Regions from separate parts of the Homo sapiens genome. Here region 1 is linked to region 2. Evidence: chromatin loops called from intact Hi-C (ENCODE). Cell type or tissue: A673. All regions are shown on one strand. Each heading gives the region's core, and the rest is flanking DNA. Links, peaks and the distances in the headings are about the cores only.

Region 1 (9,211 bases), core at 320-8,319, 330 kb before region 2:
AATTGGCCAGGCATGGTGGCACAGGCCTGTAGTTCCAGCTACTCCAGAGACTGAGGTAGGAGGATCGCTTGAGCCCAGGAGGTTGAGGCTGCAGTGAGCAGAGATGGCACCACTGCACTCCAGCCTGGGCAACAGGGCAAGACCGTATCTCACACAGAAAACAAAAATACATTTAAACAAAACAAAACGAAAATACATTTAAAAACTCATTTATAAAAATAGGACAGGGGAAGCTGTAGGTATAAGAATGTATGCTGGGAAGCCGGGTGCGGTGGCTCACACCTGTAATTCCAGCACTTTGGGAGGCTGAGGTGGGTGGATCATGAGGTCAGGAGATCGATATCATCCTGGCTAACATGGTGAAACCCCGTCTCTACTAAAAATGCAAAAAGTTAGCCAGGCGTGGTGGCGGGTGCCTGTAGTCCCAGCTACTCGGGAGGCTGAGGCAGGAGAATGGCGTGAACCCGGGAGGTGGAGCTTGCAGTAAGCCGAGATTGCGCCACTGCACTCCAGCCTGGGCGACAGAGTGAGACTCTGTCTCAGAAAAAAAAAAAAAAAAAAAAAGAATGTATGCTGGGATGGTAGTTATTGCTTCCTAATTACAAATATTGAATATTAATCTTTCTGCTCTCCTTTCCCCCAGCTCGTGTTTGTTGTTTTAGCATTTTTAACAGGTGTGCTTTGTTCTTATCCTAATCCAAATGAGGACAAGTGCCCAGGAAATTACACAAACCCATTGAAAGTTCAGACGGTTATAATCCTTGGGAAAGTTATTTTGTGGATTCTCCATTTACTCCTTGAATGCTACATCCAGTATCACCACAGCAAAATCAGAAACCGAGGCTATAACTTGATCTACCGATCAACAAGGCATCTCAAGAGACTTGCGTTGATGATACAGTCCTCTGGTATGTCCAATTTTCTCTCAGCTACTTGGGTGCTTGAGGGACAAAAATGACAGCAGAAAGAATATATGAAGTTTGATTTTAGAATCAAATATATTCTCTCATTTTTGTAAGGTTGATGTGTGTTCTGACCACTAAAATTTGGATCACCTTAATGTCTTAAAGCTTTTCTTGGCCGGGTGCGGTGGCTCACGCCTATAATCCCAGCACTTTGGAATGCTGAGGTGGGCAGATCACGAGGTCAGGAGATCGAGACCATCCTGGCCAACATGGTGAAACCCCGTCTCTACTAAAAATACAAAAATTAGCTGGGCGTGGTGGTGCATGCCTGTAATCCCAGCTACTCAGGAGGCTGAGGCAGGAGAATTGCTTGAACCAGGGAGTCAGAGGTTGCAGTGAGCTGAGACTGTGCCACTGCACTCCAGCCTGGCAACACAGCGAGACTCCATCTCAAAAAAAAAAAAAAAAGAACTTTTATTATGAAATATATAGCCTTAATTTTCATTTGAAATCTGTTATTTGTTATGAACATGGTGTCCTCATAGCATGTGTGAAGTGTGGAATTATACCCTCTTTTGTTACCAGGTGGTTTACTCATCTCATAAAGATAGAAATGCTGTTGCTATTTGACATTTCTGAGGATAGGGAGAGGGAATTTTTAAATTTTATTTTATTTTCTCTGAGGCAGGGCCTTGCTCTGTCACCCAAGACTGAAAGGCAGTGGGGCCTTCATGGCTCACTGTAGCCTGGAATTCCTGGGCTTAAGCAATCCTCCCACCTCAGCCTCCTGAGTAGCTGAGACTACAGGTGCATGCCACCACACCCGGCTAATTTTTTTAAACATTTTATGTAGAAGCAGGTTCTCACCATGTTGCCCAGGTTGGTCACTGGAACTCCTGGCCTCAAACAACCCTCCTGCCTCAGGCTCCCAAAGCTCTAGGATTACAGGTGTGAGCCAGTCCTGGTGGGAACTTTTTAAAAATGAAGCTCAGTGCTTTTCTTGCAGTAGGAGACAGTAATGGTTAGTTCCTAGGATAGAGGACTGTTAGGCAGTGAGATGCATTATATCAAACAGAAAACTTGGAAAACACACAGGTCCTAATTTATGAAGGCAAGATCAGAAGGTCCACATGAGACTTAGAATGCATGAGTACTTGCTTTTCTTTATCGTTGCAGACATTTTAAAGATTTAATGGAATTAAATTGAACTTCTTTAGGTAAATTTGGCATTAAGTTATAGTAAATGGCCGGGCACAGTAGCTCATGCCTGTAATCCCAGCACTTTGGGAGGCTGAGGTGGGCAGATCCCTTGAGGTCAGGAGTTTGAGACCAGCCTGGGCAACATGGAGAAACCCCTCTCTACTAAAAACACAAAAATTAGCCAAGTGTGGTGGTGTGCCCCTGTGGTCCCAGCTACTCTGGAAGCTGAGGTGGGAGAATTGCTTGAGCCGAGATCATGCCACTGCACTCCAGACTCCAGCCTGGGTGACAGAGTGAGACCCCATCTCAAAAAAAAAAAAAAAAAAAAGAAAGAAAAAAAGTTGTAGTAAATAACTTAGTTTCTACCTTTTAAAAAGATCCTGTTTTTCAATTTGAGTCCAGAATAAATCTTAAAAATTTTTGAATCCAGGCCAGGCTCGGTGGCTCATGCCTGTAATCCCAGCACTTTGGGAGGCCGAAGCGGAAGGATCACCTGACGTCAGGAGTTCGAGACCAGCCTGGCCAACATGGTGAAACCTCATCTCTACTAAAAATACAAACGAAAATTAGCCGGGTGTGGTGGCACGCGCCTGTAGTCCCAGCTACTTGGGAGGCTGAGGCAGGAGAATCGCTTGAACCTGGGAGGCAGAGGTTACAGTGAGCCGAAGTCATGCCGCTGCACTCCAGCCTGGGCAACAAGAGCGGAACACTGCCTCAAAAGAAAAAAAAACTTGAATCCATATGTAGTCTTCCTACTTGGAGGAGGCAGCGAGAAAAAGAAAAAGAAGGAAAAAGAAAAAAAAATTTTTTTTGAATCCAGGCTGGGCATGGTGGCTCATGCCTATAATCACAGAGCTTTGGGAGGCCAAGGTAGGAGGATTGCTTGAGGCCAGGAGTTCGAGACCAGCCTGGGCAACATAGTGAGTTCCCCCATCTCTACCAAAAATGAGAAATTTAGTGCTGTAACAAATGAGCACCAAGTTAAGTTTTAAAAAAAAAAAGAAATTCCTGGGCGTGGTGGCTCACGCCTATAATCCCAGCACTTTGGGAGGCCGAGGCGGGTAGATTCCCTGAGGTCAGGAGTTCGAGACCAGCCTGGCCAACATGGTGAAACCCTGTCTCTACTAAAAATACAAAAATTAGCTGAACGTGGTGGCGGGCAACTGTAATCCCAGCTACTCGGGAGGCTGAGGCAGGAGAATTGCTTGAATCCGGGAGGCAGAGGTTGCAGTGAGCTGCAATCATACCATTGCACTGCAGCCTGGGTGACAAGAGCGAAACTCTGTCTAAAAAAAAAATTAAGGCCGGGCACGGTGGCTCATGCCTGTAATGCTAGCATCTCAGCACTTTGGTAGGCTGAGGCGGGAGGATCACTTGAGGTCAGGAGTTTGAGACCAGCCTGGTCAACATGATGAAACCCCATCTCTACTAAAAATACAAAAATTAGCTGGGTGTGATGGCAGGTGGCTGTAATTCCAGCTACTCAGGAGGCTGAGAATCGCTTGAACCCGGGAGATCAAGATTGCAGTAAGCTGAGATCGTGCCACTCCAACCTGGGTGACAGAGTGAGACTCGATCTCTAAATAAATAAATAAATCTCTATTTCAAAATAAATAAATAAATAAGTAAAATAAAATAAAATAAATAAATTAGTCATGTGTGGTAGCCTGTGCCTGTAGTCCTAGCTACTTGGGAGGCTGAGGTGGGAGGATCCACTTGAGCCCAGGAGTTTGAGGCTGCAGTGAGCTATGATTATGCACCACACTCCAGCCTAGGTGAAAGAGTGACACCCCCCTCTATAAAAAAAGAAAAAAAAATTGGATCAAATTAGAGATTTTTTTCTCCAAAAAAAAAAAAAAAAGGCTCCACAGAATTTAACTTTTATTTTTCTTCTGTTCTGTTAGTGCATTTTCTTTTTTCTTTTTTTTTTTTTTTTTGAGATGGAGTCTCGCTCTGTCACCCAGGCTGGAGTGCAGTGGCGCTATCTCGGCTCACTGCAAGCTCCGCCTCCCGGGTTCAGGCCATTCTCCTGCCTCAGCCTCCCGAGTAGCTGGGACTGCATTCGCCCGCCACCACGCCTGGCTAATTTTTTGTATTTTTAGTAGAGACGGGGTTTCACCGTGTTAGCCAGGATGGTCTCGATCTCCTGACCTTGTGATCCGCCGGCCTCGGCCTCCCAAAGTGCTGGGATTACAGGCATGAGCCACCGCGCCCGGCCTGTTAGTGCATTTTCTTAAAGGGCATGCTGCAAGTTCATCTACTCAGTGAAATTCTCAGTGGAAGCTGAAGGGCTATGCTATATCAGCGTGAAGCAGTTTATAGAGTTGGGTGATCCTGACTGCTCTTGAAGGGGAAGCATTTATTGCTCCCTGCCTCTTGTGAGAATGAGCTTGAGAATGTTCAACTGTTGATGTGCAGCTCTCTCTTTTGGCCAGAAGATGTCAGGGTAACACAAAGATTAAAAAAAAAGAAAAAACTTAATTTTAAACTACAAAAGATCTTATATGATCTGTGACCAAAATAATACTCAGTTTCTCAAGTGATGGTCTGGAAATAGTATTTTGGAAGCTCACAAGGAGATTATTTGATCTTTACCTTTCCAAAATCTGCCTTTCAAATTTTTGTTAAACATGTGAGCCGTAATCATAATCTATTTCTGAACACTTGGACCTTTAGAATCACAGGTGATATCACGTTTATGTGGCTCATGTGAAAACCCAGAAAATCAAACGGAATGGAGCAGGTACTTACCTTATTTCTATTTTTTAAAATATTTTTTCTTATTTGCAAAAAAAAAAAAAGATAAATCTATGGAGATGTAGGATGTAGGACTTACAGATAACAGTACTGATAATATTAACTTCAGCCTGATATATTTTGTTATTTTCCAGAGAAGAAAAAAAATTATTTACCTTTGGGTGGAGATGGGAGAAAGGGCTTTGCTTTCCTACCAAGTGAAAATATTTACCTGATTAATCTGTTCTCCTTCCTTAGATCCAAATACATATATATATATATAATTTTTTTTTTGAGAGTCTTGCTCTGTTGTCCAGGCTGGAGTGCAGTGGTATGAACTCAGCTAACTGCAACCTCTGCCTCCCAGGTTCAACTGATTCTCCTGCCTCAGCCTCTCCAGGCTAGACTACAGGCACGCACCACCACACACAGCTAATTTTTATATTTTTAGTAGAGACGAGGCTTCACCATGTTGGCCAGGCTGGTCTCGAACTCCTAACCTCAGGTGATCCGCTCCCCTTGGCCTCCCATAGTGCTGGCATTACAGGCATGAGCCACTGCGCCCGGCCTAATAATATTTGAGTTCAAAATGTATTTGGGCCAGGTGCAGTGGCTCACGCCTGTAACACCAGCACTTTGGGAGGTCGAGGCAGGCAGATCACCTGATGTCAGGAGTCCAAGACAGGCCTGGCCAACATGGTGAAACCCTGTCTGTACTAAAAATACAAAAAAAAAAAAAAAAAATTAGCTGGGCATGACTGGGGTGGTGGTGGGCGCCTATAATCCCAGCTACTCAGGAGGCTGAGGCAGGAGAATTGCTTGAACCTGGGAGGTGGAGGTTGCAGTGAGCGAAGATGGCGCCACTGCACTCCAGCCTGAGTGACAGAGTGAGACTCCATTTTTAAAAAAAAATTTTTAAAAATCAAGTATTATTAGTTACATAGCCAAGTTGCATATTTGGGGCTTTTTTCACATTGAAATGAAAACTTGGTCCTTCACTGAAAATAGTAATTTTCAACCCATCATGTGGGTCCAGTCAGTCTCTCTGGGGCCTAAAAGTGTAAAGCCAGAGGCTGAGGACATGCAAAAGTGCAGTTCAAGGAAACTGCTCTTGAAGGTAAATTCTGGAAGGAATTCCTGGCAGGAATTGTAGGACCCGAGGGCATAGTGATTGTGTCCTTCCTGCTCACCTCTAGTTCTCATGGCCCACATTCTTTGGGAGGGCCAGAGACTGTCTTAGTTGACTTGTAGAAATGCCTGCTGGAGTCCTCACTGATGTCTGGGCCTGGTGCCCTGGGGTAAGCCAGAGCAGCTGGGTCTCTCCTGTAGCATAGCATCTGACTTCAAGTCCCCTGTGAGTTTTGTTTAGAGGAGGGGCTGCATAGCATGTGCCTGGAATTGAAAATCAGAATTCTTGTTTTAATAATAATAATGATATATGGCATTTACTACATGTCTACTTAGGCATTGTTAGTTCATTTCTTCCTACCAGAACCCTGTGTGATAAGCATTATTTCCCCCATCTTATAGTGTAGGAGTCCAGGTCTGGGTGAGATCATGGGTTTCGTTTCTAGGAGGCATCAGATCCTACACTGGAGCCCAGGCATGGTAGCTCTCAGCCTGTGGTCATTACAGGACCGCCCAGCCCACAGGAACTTATTTCTTCCAAATATTCTTAATGAATAGCAAGCATTAACCTTAGAATCTTTTTTTTTTTTTTGAGACTGAGTTTCACTCTTGTTGCCCAGGCTGGAAAGCAGTGGTGCGATCTTGGCTCACTGCAACCTCCACCTCCTGGGTTCAAGTGATACTACTGCCTCAGCCTCCTGAGTAGCTGGGATTACAGGTGTGCGCTACCATGCCCAGCTAATTTTGTATTTTTAGTAGAGACAGGGTTTCACCGTGTTGGTCAGGCTGGACTTGAACTCCCGACCTCGACTGATCCACCTGCCTTGACCTCCCAAAATGTTGGGATTACAGGCGTGAGCCACTGCACCTGGCCTAGAATGTTCTTTTTTTCCTTTTCTTTTTTTTTTTTGAGACAGAGTCTCGCTCTGTCACCCAGGCTGGAGTGCAATAGCACGATCTCAGCTCACTGCAGCCACCGCCTCCCGGGTTCAAGCGATTCTTCTGCCTCAGCCTCCCGAGTAGCTGGGATTACAGGCATGCACCGCCCCACCCGTCTAATTTTGTTTTTTTAGTAGAGATGGGGTTTCTCCCTGTTGGTCAGGCTGGTCTTGAACTTTCGACCTCAGGAGCCACCGCCAGCCTAGAATCTTTAAAACGGTGAGTGATGTAAAACAAAAAGCACTTAGACTATGTCTATGGTTATAAAATCATTTAAAAAACACCAAACTAGGCCGGGCATGGTGGCTCACACCTGTAATCCCAGCACTTTGGGAGGCTAAGGCAGGCGGGTCACTTGAGGCCAGGAGTTCCAGACCAGCTTGGCCAACATGGTGAAAACCTGTCTCTATTAAAAATACGAAAATTAGGCCAGGTGCTGTGGCTCACGCCTGTAATCCCAGCACTTTGGGAGGCCAAGGCGGGCAGATCACCTGAGGTCAGGAGTTCGAGACCAGCCTGGCCAACATGGTGAAACCCCCTCTCTACTAAAAATACAAAAAATTAGCCAGGCATGGTGGCAGGTGCCTGTAATCCCAGCTACTCAGGAGGCTGAGACAGAAGAATCGCTTGAACCTGGGAGGCGGAGGTTACAGTCAGCCAAGATCATGTCATTGCACTCCCAACTGGGCAACAAGAGCAAAACTCCGACTCAAAAAAACAAAACAAAACAAATACAAAAATTAGCTGGGCATGGTGGCGTGGCGGGTGCCTGTAATTCCAGCTACTAGGGAGGCCAAGAATTGCTTGAACTGGGGAGGCAGAGGTTGCAGTGAGCTGAGATCTCACCAGCCTGGGCAACAGAGTAAGACTGTTTCAAAAAAAAGTCACCATTATTAGACTATTACTGTATAACTGTATAACTGGAGAGTGTATTTGGTTAGCACAAAACTGATAAGGAGGCTGGTGTGGTAACCCAGAGGTGAAGTGACTTTCATCTGAACTAAGATATTGTACAGGGTGGTCTTCTTCAAGGAGGGTACTTGTGTAATGTCCACAGCACATACCATTATAAGGAATGTTTTATTTCAGTATGGCTTTCCCACCAGACTGCAAACTTGCTAGTACATAGGATTTGCCCAGTACCTTGAAAATCCTTTGAAAACTCTTTCATTTCTCTGCAGAAGTTTTTTTTCCTAGCATGTATTTCTTTCCTAAATGTTGTAAAACTGTATTGGCCAGGCGCGGTGGCTCACACCTGTAATCCCAGCACTTTGGGAGGCCGAGGCGGGTGAATCACGAGGTCAGGAGTTCGAGACCAGTCTGGCCAACATGGTGAAACCCCGTCTCTACTAAAAACACAAAAATTAGCCAGGCATGGTGGCGGGCATCTGTAATCCCAGCTACTCAGGAGGCCGCGGCAGGAGAATCACTTGAACCCTGGAGGCAGAGGTTGCCGTGAGCTGAGATCGTGCCACCGCGCTCCAGCCTTGGTGACAGAGCAAAACTCCATCTCAAAAAAAAAAAAAAAAAGAAGAAAAAAAAACCATAAAACTGTATTTATCTTGTTCACAAAACTGATTTACAAAGAATCTGTCAATATGCTAATATACTGTGGCAGGTCATTGGGTGAGTGGGCTTGCTAGAAGGTAGCTTTGTGTTGTTACTTTTTTTTTTAATCCAGTGATATTTTGTCAAAACTTTTTTTATTTATTTTTATTATTTTTTTTTTAAGAGACAAGGTCTCGCTCTGTTGCCTAGGCTGGAGTGCTGTCATAGCTCAGTGTAGCTATGTCATTTGTGCTGTCATAGCTCAGTGTAGCCTCAAACTCCTAGGCTTGTGTAGTTAGTTTGGATGGGGGTTCTTTCAGCAAGGATCTTTGGCTCACAATCATTTCTTTTGTATCAAGCAATAGAAGATAAATGAAAACAGCGTTTTCCCTCTCAGGATCAGACTCACATAAATATGTTAAATAAGCTTTAGAAAAATCTAAGATAAGATGCTACAGAGTCTGCCCCTAAACTTCTCTTTGATATTTGTCAGAATAAAAGTGCAAAAAGAGTTTAAAATGGTCCTCATAAGTAAATAATAGATATGCTGAGTGTGTGGTAGGGGGTGCAAACAGGTAATATTTATTGAATATTTACAGGCCAGGCACTGTTCTAAGTATTTTTTACATACTAACTCACTCCCTAGGACAGCACTGTGGGCCGGGTGCGGTGGCTTACGCCTGTAATCCCAGCACTTTGGGAGGCCGAGGCTCGCGGATCACTTGCGGTCAGAAGTTCAAGATCAGTCTGGCTAA
Region 2 (9,211 bases), core at 481-8,480:
TCACGAAGACTCCCAAGAAGAAGACTCCACTAACAGTCACCCTTTGGCATTTTATATGATTTATTTTATTTAATTCTCACTTCAACTCTGCAGGGAAGGTACTATTATTATCCCCAAAACATGGATGAGGGAATGGAGGCTGATAAGGTTTGGCTGTGTCCCCATCCACCCAAATCTCATCTTGAATTACAGTGCTCATAATCCCCACGTGTTGTGGGAGGGACAAGGTGGAGGTAATAGAATCATGGGGGCAGTTACCTCCATGCTTTTCACCTGATAGTGAGTGAGTTCTCACAAGATCTGATGGTTTTATAAGGGCCTTTCCCCCAGTTTCGCTCATTCTTCTTCTTCTGGCCACTAAATGAAGAAGGACATGTTTGCTTCCCCTTCCACCACGATTGTAAGTTTCCTGAGGCCTCCCCAGCCATGCTGAACTGTGAGTCAATTAGACCTCTTTCCTTTATAAATTACCCAGTTTTGGGTATGTTCTTATTAGCAGCATGAGAACAGACTAACACAGAGGCTTTGAGAATTTGTATGATTTTTCGAAAGGCAGAATTACCCAATGGCAGAGCCAGGACATGAATCCAGGAGTGACTAATCACAAATTTGTGCTCTGTGCTGAAATAGTATGCCAGCCTCCTTCTCCCTACCAAGTTCACCCATTTTTTCCTACCCTAATTTTTCCTTTTGCCTGGATGTCCTTATCTACTTATTAAAAATTAAGTTGTATCTTGTTATATCTTTTTAGCCAATTTAAGCCCTTTGCAGAAAGAAAGAGAAGTATATATGCTTTTTTTTTTTTTTTTTTTTTTTTTTAAAGCCAAGTGTCTTTTTCAAGGTTATCTGAAGAGAAAGTGTGCTGGTTATGCACACTCCAGATTCTGGAGTCCTATAAGCTGGAGATTAACTTCTGGCTCTCTGTCGTATTAGCTGAGTGATCTATGGTAAAGTTTAAAACTTCAATGTCCGGCCGGGCGCGGTGGCTCACGCCTGTAATCCCAGCACTTTGGGAGGCCGAGGCGGGCGGATCACGAGGTCAGGAGATCGAGACCATCCCGGCTAACACGGTGAAACCCCGTCTCTACTAAAAATACAAAAAATTAGCCGGGCGTGGTGGCGGGCGCCTGTAGTCCCAGCTACACGGGAGGCTGAGGCAGGAGAATGGCGTGAACCCGGGAGGCGGAGCTTGCAGTGAGTCGAGATCGCGCCACTGCACTCCAGCCTGGGCGACAGAGCGAGACTCCGTCTCAAAAAAAAAAATAAAATAAAAATAAAAAAAATAAAACTTCAGTGTCCTTGCTTGTGAAATAGTGAGGTTATTATTACTCATCTCATGGGATTGTTTTAAGATTAAACACAATAATGCCTCTAAAGTGCTTCGCGTTCTGCCCTTTTCATGGAAGGCTCCTGATAACGGTTTGGATCTGTGCTCCCTCCCGAATCTCATGTTGAAATGTAATACCCAGTGTTGAAGGTGGGGCCTGGTGAGAGGTGATTGGATCGTGGGGGCAGTTTCTCATGATTTAACACCATGTCCCTTGGTGCTATCGTCATGGCAGTGAGTTCTCATGAATCTGGGTGTTTAAAAGTGTCTAGCACCTCCCCTCCCCCTTCTCCCTCTTCCTGCTGCTTTGGCCGTGTGAGATGCCTCACTACCCCTTTCCCTTCCACCATGATTGGAGGCTTTCTGAGGCTTTCACAGAAGCAGAAGCCACTAGGCTTCCTATACAGCCTGCAGAACTATAAACAAATTAAAATTCTTTTCTTTATAAATTACCCAGTCTCAGGTATTTCTTTATAGCAGTGCAAGAATGAATTAATATAGCTCCTGATAAAAATTTCCGTTGTTTTTTATGCTTACAGGCAAACAAGATAGTCAGTAAACAGTGTACTAAACTGGGAAAATCAGCCCTGCTTCATTCTAATTTCCACTATAGCTAAGTAATTTCATTTTAATCAATTTTTAAGGCACCAAAATGAGACAACCATTTTTCCAGGTTGAGTGGATTCTTTTTTAATTTTTAATTTTTGTTTTTTGAGACAGAGTCTTTCTCTGTCACTCAGGCTGGAGTGCAGTGGCGCAATCTCAGATTACTGCAACCTCCGCCTCCTGTGTTCAACTGATTCTCCTGCCTCAGCCTCCTGAGTGGCTGGAGCTACAGGTGCGTGCTACCAAGCCCAGCTAATTTTTTTTTTTTTTGTATTTTTAGTAGAGACGGGGTTTCACTGTGTTAGCCAGGATGGTCTTGATCTCCTGACCTCGTGATCCGCCTGCCTCGGCCTCCCAAAGTGCTGGGATTATAGGCGTGAGTCACCGCGCCCAGCAAGTGGATTCTTTAAAATTTATGTCGAAGATGGAAAGAACCAAGGTAGAAGTAACCTGGGTTCCAAGATTTTATTAAGTGCCACGTCAGCCTTGAACTCACTACCTCCGGGCTTCCTGTCCTGGTGAGGGAAATACATTATTATGTAGTTAAAGTAACTGCTATTTTGGTTTTACTCTTTCTTTTAGCCAAACCCATTTTAAACTAACACAGTGGAAACAATTGTGAGCAGGAAAAAGATTTTATGGATTCCAATTATGTTTCGCAATCTGCAAGTCAGCATGAACTGGAATGTCTATTTACTGCGGCTTTTTGTTTCCTAGTTATGATAGTGTTGTATGTCTATCGGATAGAATAGTCTTTTAATTCACAGACAGCACTTATTTTATAGTCAAGAATTGATGGGATTGGGGATAAGCTAGGAAGCACAAATGCAATTTGCTTTTTATGATTTTATCTTATTTTCTATGAATATACATAATTTCCTAATTGTATATTTACACACACATATACACAAATAAATATAAATTTTTGGTTCCCAAATGTATCATTTCCCCAGTTATCAATTTCGTCTGAAATGTGGTGGGCCCTGAACTATGGTAACTATGGTTACCATGTGGTAACCATGTGGTGGGCACAATCCTTTAAATTATACACTTCTCTTATTAACAATTGTTTTTACTGGCAATGAGGAAAAAAATGTGGTACTGGGTTTTTAAAAGACTTCTACAGAATTTTTTTAAATGTTTGGGCTTTACCAAGAACTCATTAAAAAATTGTAATCCTTTTCCTTTCTATATATAGTTGAATGAACACACATACACACACACATGCCACAAAACAAAAACAAAGTTATCCTCACACACAGGATAGAAACCAAACCAAATCCCAACACATGGCAAGATGATAGGCAGGGAAAAGGACACAGTAGCCACAAAGAGCTTTGTTCTTTTTGTCTTCTTTTACCTTCATTACTGTCATCCGGAGTAGTGTAGATGGAAGCCAGGGTAAATAAGGAAAAGATAACAAAAGCCAATAAAATGAATGCCATTTCCAAGTTGGTGTAGGGAAGCTCCATGAACCACCACCGAAAACTTCTTCACCTACAATAGGAATAAAACATGGGCTCAGCATACTCTAATCCAGAGAGAGCTTGCTCAGCAATGATTTATTTTAGAATTCAACATGTGTGAGATTTGCTAAAGCTTGTTAAAATACTTCTGTGTACCTGGAACAATGTATTTGGCAGTGGCAAGAATGGACTGTGCTCTTGTTGTTTTGAAATTTGGCATACAATTTCACTGTGTAGATTGGAAGAGAGCCTAGAAATCTGAATGGTAGAGTCAGTTTACCTTTACACAGCTTTGTGAGTTTTTTGACACAACTCTGGGAATAAAGACAAGGTATGCTGACGTGCAATGAGCACTTAAACGGGGCCAGGCACTTGAAAAAGCTTGAGCTATTACCTCCTTTAATCCTCATAATAACTCTGTAAGTGAGGTACCAGTATTGTCTCCATTTCATAAATGAAGAAACTGAAGCACTAAGATGTAACTTACCTTAAGTTATAAATCTAGTATATGGTAGAGGTGAAATGCCAACTCTGGCAATCTGGTTATAGAATCCTCACTCTTAATCAATATACTATACTGACACTCGACTAACCAACTAACCAACCAACCAACCAGCCAATCAATCCCAAACCCACCATAATGGTTAGGATCATGTTTTGCAAAAGCATTATGTGGATTGATTGGAGAGGAGTTTTTTTTTTTTTTTATACTTTAAGTTTTAGGGTACATGTGCACAACGTGCAGGTTTGTTACGTATGTATACATGTGCCATGTTGGTGTGCTGAACCCATTAACTCATAATTTAACATTAGGTATATCTCCTAATGCTATCCCTCCCCCCTCCCCCCACCCCACAACAGGCCCCGGTGTGTGATGTGCCCCTTCCTGTGTCCATGTGTTCTCATTGTTCAATTCCCACCTATGGGTGAGAACATGCGGTGTTTGGTTTTTTTGTCCTTGCGATAGTTTGCTGAGAATGATGGTTTCCAGCTTCATCCATGTCCCTACAAAGGACATGAACTCATCATTTTTTATGGGAGAGGAGTTTTTATGTTAGGTGGTAGAAGATACAATGGGTTAAGCAAAGGATAATAGAAAGAATTTAATGTCAAGATGAGAGCTTAGTCTTTTTTCAAATGATATTAGAAGATGAATATAAGGTCCTTAGTAGTACGGAGACGTGATGAAGCAGTATTTTGCGAATATTAATGGCATCTCCATGTACAGGAGAGAATGAAGGAAGAGAATGGTAACTGGAAAAAACTCAGAGTGAGTTTTAGCTCTGTGTCAGGATTTTAGCAGGAAGGATAGAGAGGAAGGGATAAAACTCAGAGCCGATTTGATGGAAGGGCAGAAGGATCTTGGTAGCTTGTTGGCCATATGGGGTGCAGAGGGTGCCCCAACATTAAAATGAAGTTCAGGGAGAAAGAGGGGAGACAAAGATCACTGGGAAAAAGAGGCTCCCAGAATCATGTGTGAAATCGGTGGTAGAGAATATTAATTCCTCAAACTTCATTGTGGTTAGTAGAGATGCTGATGCACTCTGACATATTCGGCCATTCATCAATATTTGGAAAATGAATTGATCAAGCTTCTGCTTCTTCAGAGAATATGAAGACTATTAACTCTGCTAAAGCAGCTCAGAGAATACCGTTATTTTTACCGTCAGTTTTCTGTGAGGACTCTTTCTTGAAGAAAAAATAAAAATAAAAACAGAAAAATTTGTGCCATCTAGTGGTTTTTAAGTGCTATAGGTCGGAGAAAGAAGGATGAATTACCCACACTCTCTAAAGATGTTTCATTATACATATGTAGTACCCTGTGCTCATGCAAAATGGTTTCTCCTATTCTCCAGTTTTGTCCTACGCCTAGAATATCAACAGATTTTAAGGTAGTTGTCTTTGAGAGGAGGCAGCTGTTAATGTTTTCTGGACACATAGCTCATGTGTGGTGAGTTCCTGCCTCCTTCCCTTCCTCTGGCAACCTGGTTACAGAATCCTCATTCTTTTTTTTTTTTTTTTGAGATGTACTGTTGCTCGTCACCCAGGCTGGAGTGCAGTGGTGTGATTTCGGCTCACTGCAACCTCTGCCTCACGGGTTCAAGCAGTTCTCTGCCTCAGCTTCCTGAGTAGCTCCTTCCTTCCTCTCTCTCTCTCTTTCCCTCTCTTTCTTTCTCTTCTTTCTCTTTTCTTTTCTTTTCTTTTTTTTTTTTTGTGACAAAGTCTTGCTCTGTTGCCCAGGCTGGAGAGCAATGGCATGATAACAGTTCACTGCAGCCTCGGCCTTTTGGGCTCAAGCAATCCTCTCATTTCAGCCTCCAGAATAGCTGGGGGCTACAGGCATGCACTGTTACGCCCAGCGAATTTTTTGATTTTTTTTGTAGAGACAAGGTCTCATTATGTTGCCCAGGCTGGTCTCAAACTCCTGGGTTCAAGCAATCACCCACCTTGCCTCCCAAAATGCTGAGATTACAGGCATAGCTACCGCCTCTGGCCCTGTGATGAGTTATTTCTAGCTCACTACCCTAGATGCTGCCATTCTAGACAAATAAACGCAAAATAATGGTCTTTGAATTGTCAGTAGAAATTGAAAGCTGGGGGAAAAGACATAGTGGGATAATAGATATTGTCAGACATCTATGATTATGGAACTTGGAACCCGACTACCTTCTTGTCAAATGCTCAGGGCACAGAGCCCTTGACCAGGAGCTCTCCACAACTATGCCCTAAATTCAAGAAGAGGTGATTTCTGCATAAATAAACCAGCCAAGAGTTATTTTCTAAATGCAAAGATGATGCTTCTGATGCCTACACTGTTCCCATTCTTGCATATCCTTGATGGAGCATCTGAAGAACAGTTGGTTGTACAGCCTGCATTTCTTCCTGGGTTGTGTATCTGTAGTCTGTTCTCTGGACATTTTCTCCATCTCAGCTTACTTGGTGCAAAAATGTATCACTTGTTCCCCACAGCTTCTCTAAGGGTTAGGACCAACTGAAATTATTATCTAGTAACAGATAGTAGGTAAATCATATTATTTTTGTATGATAAAAATTAACGTAACTCCTTTTATCATATATTCTATCACATTTAAGCTTATCTAAGCTTAGTTAAGTTAAATCATTTACTAGTGACTAAAGCCTGGTTACCTTGATATGTCATTATTTCTTAGATAATTTAGGAAACAGATTAAATTCAGATGGTCATTAGACTATCCCGACCCTACCATTCTGTATTCCTACTATCCTTTAGCATCACGAAGGGAATGATCTTTATAAATGTAAATCAGATCCACTCCTCTTCTACTTAACTAGCCAATGGCTTCCCTTGGAGTAAAATTCAAACTCCCAGTTCTTCCCTACTAGGCCCCCATCACCTACCCCACATCCCGTCTGATGGTAGCATGTGTGACAGTTTGCATGCTCCTGCACTGACCTTGCTTGTGTTCCTTGCCCTGCTAAGCTCATCCTGTCTTCCTCCTGCCTGAGAATCTCCTCTACATTCTCATTGTCTACTTTCTCTGTGTCTTCTCTTCAGTTCAAGCACCACCTCCCCACAGAGGCATTTCTTGACTTCTAATCTAAGCCAAGTTCTCAGCAGTTTTATTTTCATCACAGCTATTCTCCATTGCATTTTTCTTCTTTTTTTTTTTTTTGAGATGGAGTCTCACTCTGTCACCAGGCTGGAGTGCAGTGGCACGATCTCAGCTCACTACAACCTCCGCTTCCCGGGTTCAAGCGATTCTCCTGCCTCAGTCCCCCGAGTAGCTGGGACTACAGGTGTGTGCCACCACGCCTGGCTAATTTTTTGTATTTTTAGTAGAGATGGGGTTTCACCATGTTGGCCAGGATGATCTCAATTTCCTGACCTCGTGATCCGCCTGCCTCAGCCTCCCAAAGTGCTGGGATTACAGACGTGAGCCACCGTGCCTGGCTACATTTTTTTGTTATTGTTTGTCTGTCTTTCCCCATTAAAGTTCTATGAAAGCAGTCTGCTTTGTTTATCTCCGTACCTATAGGGCTTAGAAAAATGACGGGCATATAGTACATTTTCCCATAAGTATTCACTGAGTGACCATAAACGAGTGGATGCAAGCAGCACCGAAGAAGGCAAGTTGATGCAAAACTCTGAATTTCACAGCTGTGAATGGAAACTCTGGATTGAAGATGTATTTGGAAATCTCAGCGGCATCAAGCACTCTATTACTTGAGAAAATCCCACCCAGAGGACAAGAAGTATATTTTGAAAATGGCTTTAAGGTTTCCATAAAACAGGCAGCATGGTTGGGATTGATGGTTTTTCTTGCTGCTGTTATTGCCCTCACGGGGGAGATGTGTTTCTTTTCCTTTGTTACTTTATTTTTCTGTCTCATGGCTGCTGACAGAGCTCACTGCTCTCTTTGTGCACCATCCGTTCATTCTCTCGCGGCTCCCTTGAGTGCTGTTATGATTGCTCGGGGACAGCATGGAACATGCTCTTCTTATTGAGTCTCCTTCCTATTGTAGATGCTGTGTGCATGCATCAAGGGCCAAGGGGACTAGGTAAAATGACTGCCTTCATCTAAAGAAAAATCTGCCAGAGTAAAAATAAAGGGCTTATTTACAGGAAGTAAATGCACTTTTCTGGGCAGTGGGAATTTAGTGTTTTGAATTCTTATAGCCTGCTACATTAGAAAACTATGGGCTGAAAAAAATCTGTGAGATACTGCAGTGCCCACTCCCCCCTTGCCTTCAAAGGCCTTGTGGAAAAAGTCTAAAGGCTACTAACCAACGTGCATGCCACTTCTGTTGCTTCCTGGATTTATCTGCCTTTTTTTTTTTTTTTTTTCTGAGACAAAGTATCCCTTCCTTCTTTAAAAATTCTGAACAAGACTCACCTGCTGCATTGAATGCTTATCTAATTTAAATAATCTGAAACCAGTGGCACTTTTTTCCGTTTTATCTGTAGGAGGGTGGTTCTGTCATGGTGTAAATCCTGTCTACTAAACAAAGCCTTGAATTATCCCGTCCATCTGTGAAATGCCAACAACGCTCATTAGTCTCTGCATATGGTTTCTGAATTATGTATTCACCTTGAAGGCTCATACAGGCAGAAAACTGTTTTTCTTATTTACTCCCTGACACCAAGTACTTGGCAAATCACGCTTGCTGAATGACAAATGATGTGTCCCAGCTCCTGTCAATGCTGTTCCTACTTGACATTTCAACCTGCTACATGTCTCTTTGATTTTCTCAATCTTTCTTTTTGGATGGATCCTCTATCATGTTGCCTTCCTCTGTTTCTTTGGGCAACTCCATGTCTCAAGTCTTCTTCTGGTCAAACTCTGAACAAAAAGCCATCTTGTCCTTGAGAACTTTCCTCCAAATAAAATTTCAGGTTTGGAAAGAAAATCAAAAATCACCTTGTCCAGACACCATACAATGATTGAATTTTCCCTAAACTGTTTTGGTGAAATAGATGGCCAGCCTGAATTCCTCTAGTGATGAGGAACTCACTGTCATTGGAGGCAATCTGTTTAATCTCTGGATAACCCTGCTCTTTAGAAAACTCTATATCAGCTAAAATTCTGTTCTTTTTAACTATTACCATGTGATTCCTAAATACAGAACTAAAAAGTTCTCCTTTTATGAGAGGGATCCTCAAATATTTGAAGACCAGGAATTTGTCATGTTGCCTGGGCTTTCTTTCCTTTGTCTAGACAAATATTCTTCTTATGACATAATTCTGTGTCCTTTGTCCCTTTTGATTTCTCTCCTTTACTTCCAAATCCCTCTAAAGTGGAGTAACCAAGCTGAAGGCAATATTTTGAATTAG

Evidence for each region. Hi-C counts contacts between places; a loop is a spot of excess contacts. Peaks named below come from ENCODE experiments on the same cell type or tissue, not always from the same donor. Only the 100,000 strongest peaks of a DNase experiment are listed, where the experiment ranks them.
Region 1: it touches region 2 in a loop (7-fold over the local background); 42 of 110 quality-filtered maps call a loop at or near these places.

What each region holds. Positions count from the first base shown.
Region 1 is chr4:165,092,325-165,101,535 of GRCh38, reverse strand. TMEM192 (transmembrane protein 192) reads left to right here. Exons shown (of 6, transcript NM_001100389.2): 3 at 644-908. Among named protein-coding and RNA genes, the nearest start is that of TMEM192, 16 kb to the left of the region's middle. In A673, for the core only: a CTCF peak has its summit at 4,535 (motif pointing right); a DNase peak (open chromatin) is centred at 4,495.
Region 2 is chr4:164,764,638-164,773,848 of GRCh38, reverse strand. It overlaps SMIM31 (small integral membrane protein 31), which reads right to left. Exons shown (of 3, transcript NM_001352885.1): 2 at 3,294-3,430. The coding sequence starts at 3,405. Among named protein-coding and RNA genes, the nearest start is that of SMIM31, 15 kb to the right of the region's middle. In A673, for the core only: a CTCF peak has its summit at 5,131 (motif pointing left); DNase peaks (open chromatin) are centred at 2,568 and 5,118; H3K27ac peaks cover 306 bases.